2 separate regions of the Homo sapiens genome follow, and region 1 is linked to region 2. Evidence: read pairs that join two places in POLR2A ChIA-PET (ENCODE). Cell type or tissue: CD4-positive, alpha-beta T cell. All regions are shown on one strand.

Region 1 (2,500 bases), 980 kb after region 2:
ACTTGGTTCGTCCATTTGACTTGATAGACCTTTATGGAATGCTGGTTGTACAAGGAATATAAAGATGCATAAAATACAAGCCCTGCCCACCAGGCACAGCTTAGACCTTATCAGGGAAATAAACACAAATAAAACAGAAAATAAGGCAGCTTATAATGAAAGTGCTAGTTTTATATTCAAGACAGTAGAAGACTTAGAGAACAAGTATCATCAGAATTGACCTCAAAAAGAAATTATAGGGACCCTGAAGAGTGAGTAGGTAGGATTTAGCCAGGAAGAAAAGACTGGATGATGGTGTAAAGGGGGGTTCGTTTTAGGCTGAGGAAATCTAAACAGGATGGGAGCTGGGAATGGCCTTGTGTGATTTGTAGATTTAAAATAATGGCACTTGCAGGAAACACCAGCTGGCCTGGAGAGTTTGTATTGAAGACTTATGGGAAAAATGAATTATTGAGATGATGATAATCGTACTTAAAACTTATTGAATGCTTATTATGTAGTAGGCACTATTTTAAGTACATTATATATATTTACTCATTTAATTCTCCCAACTCTCTTTAGGTACCATTTTTTCTTTTTTTTTTTTTTTTTCCTTTTAATTACATTTATTTTAATGCTGAATTTACTCCCGTGCCGTAAGTTTTTGTTTCTTCAGTTTCTTCTGGGATATCTTTTTCTTCTGGGCAACCTCCTCTTCTGGTTTAGGAACAATCTGTTCCTTTTCCATAAGGATCATCTCAATGTGGCAGGGAGAGCTCATGTATGGGTTAATCCGACCATGAGCTCTGTAGGTCCGGCGGCACATCTCAGGTGCTTTGTTCACTTGGATATGCTCAATGACCAGAGAATCTACATCTGAACCCTTAAGTTCAGCATCACTCTCTGCATTTTTAAGCACGTGCAGCAAAAATTCAGCACTCTTTCTGGGCCACCGACCTTGTGTCCAGCCCCACTGCTTGGCCTGCGCACACCTGCCAACTCCATCATTGTAACGTCGGAATGGTACACGCTGTTTCTGTAAAGTGACATCTTTCAGATACTTCGTGGCTTTTCGTATATGCATACCCTTGGTGGCCTGAGCAGTTCCACGAGTGTTCTTAAAGTGAACACGAAGATTGGAACCTCTTGATTTGCATGATTTCGTGGGGTTCTCCGGGTCAAGTGAATAGCGAACCATTTTTCACAGATTACCTCAGGCTGCTTAGGGAAAGAGCCCATTTTTTCTTTTTATGAACAAGGAAACACGCTCAGAGAGAATAACAGTTTACTAAGATTAAATACTCAGGAAGTGGCAGGATTAAAATCCTGTGATTAGAACAAGGCAGGTTGGCTCTGAAGCCTATTCTGTGAGCACAGTCTATGCTGCCTCTCGGTAATAATGGTTAACACTGAATCTTAAGTGCTGTTCTATGTGTTTTGCATAAATTAACTTACTCAGTTTGCCTTCCGTAGAAGTCACACAGCCAGTAAGAGATAGTCAACTTGTAGAGAGTCTTGATTAAATGTCAAATTAGTGTTGGATCTTGATCTATTAAGTAAAAGAGAACACTTGAGTTTCAAAGCAGGAAAAAACATGAGAAGAGAGAGACTTCTGAAAAACTAATTGACTTGCGTTAGAACTGGTTAGGAAGAAAGACTAGAAAGAGGAAAATGAAGAAGGAAATTGCAATAGTTAGACTAGGGTGCAAAATAAGGCATAAAAACCAGATGGTTTCTAAAGGTCCTAAGGGTTGGCAGTATTGCAGTGACAAGAGCCTAAATTCAGAAATCTCTGCATTTGAATCCAGCTTTGCCACTTGCCGTGCGCTTGACTTTCAGAAAGCTACTGAGCCATTTTATGCTGTTAGGTTCCTCCTGTGTGTGATATTTAACTATTAAATATTAACTATCTCAGAATTATTATGGATATACCTAATGCTTAATACTAGTATGGTAGATGCTATATCCCCTATTACTATAATAAAATGGATTTGCTGAATTACCTATAAGAGAGATGGTGAATAAATCACAGATGGTGAATAAATCACTGAAGAGGGTGAAAAAAAAGAAGCTCCCAAAGCAAGGTTTGGAGGCTGAAAGATGGTTTCAAATGAGGGTCTAGCATTGTGGAAAGAACACAGGCTTTGCAGTCGGAAGGCAGGCCCAAACCAGTTATGCTGCTGACGAACTTGGAGACCTTGCACGTGCCGCATAACCTCTCTTCTCGATTTTCTCATCTCTAAATGAATATGATGATGATATTTTATCTCACACAGTAGAAGAATCACTGAAATACTGTGTACACAGTGACATACAGTAGAGCACGTTGTAAAGCAGGGACCACACCAATGCTATAATGTTATTATTAGATTATTAGACATCACACGTTGGAGAAAATAGCCAGTTAGTATGGGACATTGTGAGTTTGTTTTTGAATGTGTCAGATATGAGGTGGAGTGGGGTTTCCAAGTAGAGAGTTTCCATAGACAGTTGAAAACACAAACCTGAGATTTGCTTCTAG
Region 2 (2,500 bases):
TGAGTAGCTGGGATTATAGACATGCACCATGGTGCCTGGCTGGTTTTTTCTTTTAAAAAATTAATTTATTGGCTCACACCTGTAATCTTAGGTACTCAGAAGGCTAAGTCAGGAGGATTACTTGATTGAGCCTGGGAGTTTGGGGCTTCAGTGAGCCATGGCTGACAGAATGAGACCTTTTTTTTTTAAAAAAAAAAAAAGATAAAGGACAATTTTTTTATTCTTAATGAAGTTTTAAGAGGGAATGATGGTAAAATGTGTCTGCTTAATCTGCAGTCTTTATCCAGAAGTAAAGTGCTTCATCAGAATTTAAACATGTATAAGAATCTCCACTAAAAAAATGTTTGAGCTTTACCCAGGCTTCTTGAACAATTTTTATATATCGCCTTTTTTGTTCCACCTTGGTTTTTGTCCTTTCCATTGTACTAAAATTTCTCCTGCAAATGTCAAGAGAATTCAGTGAACACTTTTAATCCTTATCTTGCTCGACTTCTCAACAACCTTTAACTGACCATTTCCCTCTTTTTAGAAACCTGTTCTAGCTTTGCTGATACCACCTTTACCTGATTTTTGACCTTATCTCCCTGGTCATTTTTTTTCACTTTCCTTTGCTTAGTCTTTCTTTATTTCTTAAATCCTGGAGTTCCAGCTGGGCACACCTGTAATCCCAGCACTTTGGGAGGCTGAGTTGGGTGGATCACCTGAGGTCAGAGGTCGAGACCAGCCTGACCAACATGGAGAAACCCGGTCTCTACTAAAAATACAAAATTGGCTGGGCGTGGTGGCGCATGCCTGTAATCCCAGCCACTTGGGAGCCTGAGGCAGGAGAATTGCTTGAACCCGGGAGGCGGAGGTTGCAGTGAGCTGAGATCGTGCCATTGTACTCCAGCCTGGGCAACAAGAGTGGGAAAAAAAAAAAAATTCCTAGAGTTCCTTGGGCTATTGCCCTAGGGTACATTCTCTCATTCTCTTCTACCTTTTACAAATTCTTTCTAGGTGATCTTATCATTTTCTATAGCTTTGGTTACTCTAAGCTGAAAACTGGAATTCACATGATGTCCTCTTTTCAGAATTCTTGAACTGTATATCTAGCTGTATATATCCACTTGGACTTCTAATGGTCATCTCAAATTGAACATGTGAAAGACTAAAGGCATAGTCAGTATAACCTTCCCCTAATCGATCTCCGTCTGTGTTTCGTATCAGTGATACCACTATCTACCTAGTAGCTGATACTGGAACATTTACCCCCAACAGATAGGCTTTTGACAAATGACAAGTCCTGTCATTTCTGTGTCCTGAAGATTGATTCACTTTGCTACATCCTCCCAGTTTTTCTCTTAATCCAAGAAGCTGTCCCACTGTATCTGCATTGATTTACCTGTAACAGATTCCTAATGGGTTTCTTCTGCTGTGGCCTTCTCCTTGCCATTCTGCACATTGCAGGTAGAATGATTTTTTTCAAGAATATGAATCAGATCTTTGTCTTTCAGTGGCTTCACACCAACCTTATGTTAAGTGTCAGCATCGTGAATTTAGCTCTTCTGTTCCTCATCTACCCCTTCCGTGCCTCTAAGTGTTACTGAAGTTCTTTCCATTCCTTGAAATACTGAATTCCCTCTCTTTCCTAGGAACTCTTGCTCATCATTTGTCTCAGCTGAAAAATAATTTCTTCAGAGAAAAAATAATTTCTTCAGAGAGGTGTTTCCTGACCCTTTTGCCAGATATTTCCATTGTACCCTGAATTTGACTTTTTTTAATTTTTATTTTATTTTTTTATTTTTTTGAGACAGGGTCTTGCTCTGTCACCCAAACTAGAGTACAGTGGTGTGATCATAGCTCAGTGAAACTTTGACCTCCCATGCCCAAGCGATCCTTCCACCTCACCCTCCTGAGTAGATGGGAACACAGGCATGTACCACCACTTTTGGCTATTTTTTTTGGAGACAGGATCTCCCTGTGTTGCCCAGGCAGGTGATCTTGAAATCCTGGGCTCAAGCGATACTCCACCTCTGCCTCCCAAAGTGCTGGGATTACAGGCATAAGCCACCATGCCTGGCCAATATTGGCAGTATACCATAGTAAGCGTTTATTTGAATTACATGTTTATTTCATATTAAGAAGTTTGTTTATATAGAAGTGATTTTTCCACTGATAAAGTAAAATATGATATTCTAAACTAGAGGTTCCCAAACTTTCTCTGTTTACACCCTCCTTAATATATTTTTTACATGTCCCTAAGCTTAACAGTTTGATTTATTAAATAATTAGGTTCAGACAGCTTAAGAAGTATTTATGGGCCAGGCGCTGTGGCTCACGCCTGTAATTCCAGCAGGCGGATCATGAGGTCAAGAGATCGAGACTATCCTTGCTAACACAGTGAAACCCCTTCTCTACTAAAAATACAAAAAAAATTAGCCGGGCCTGGTGGCGGGCGTCTATAGTCCCAGCTAGGCTGAGGCAGGAGAATGGCGTGAACCCGGGAGGCGGAGCTTGCAGT

What was found. Peaks named below come from ENCODE experiments on the same cell type or tissue, not always from the same donor. Only the 100,000 strongest peaks of a DNase experiment are listed, where the experiment ranks them.
Region 1: POLR2A ChIA-PET joins it to region 2 with 8 read pairs; 2 of 35 experiments call an interaction of 5 or more read pairs at or near these places.

Annotation. Positions count from the first base shown.
Region 1 is chr3:197,849,778-197,852,277 of GRCh38, forward strand. The region is part of intron 12 of LRCH3 (leucine rich repeats and calponin homology domain containing 3); the gene reads left to right. It overlaps LOC105374310 (a long non-coding RNA gene), which reads right to left. Exons shown (of 3, transcript XR_001741090.2): 1 at 1,435-2,500. It also overlaps the pseudogene RPL17P18. Among named protein-coding and RNA genes, the nearest start is that of LRCH3, 60 kb to the left of the region's middle. In CD4-positive, alpha-beta T cell, no CTCF peak of the experiment used is centred here; no DNase peak of the experiment used is centred here.
Region 2 is chr3:196,873,962-196,876,461 of GRCh38, forward strand. The region is part of intron 1 of SENP5 (SUMO specific peptidase 5); the gene reads left to right. Among named protein-coding and RNA genes, the nearest start is that of SENP5, 7.3 kb to the left of the region's middle. In CD4-positive, alpha-beta T cell, no CTCF peak of the experiment used is centred here; no DNase peak of the experiment used is centred here.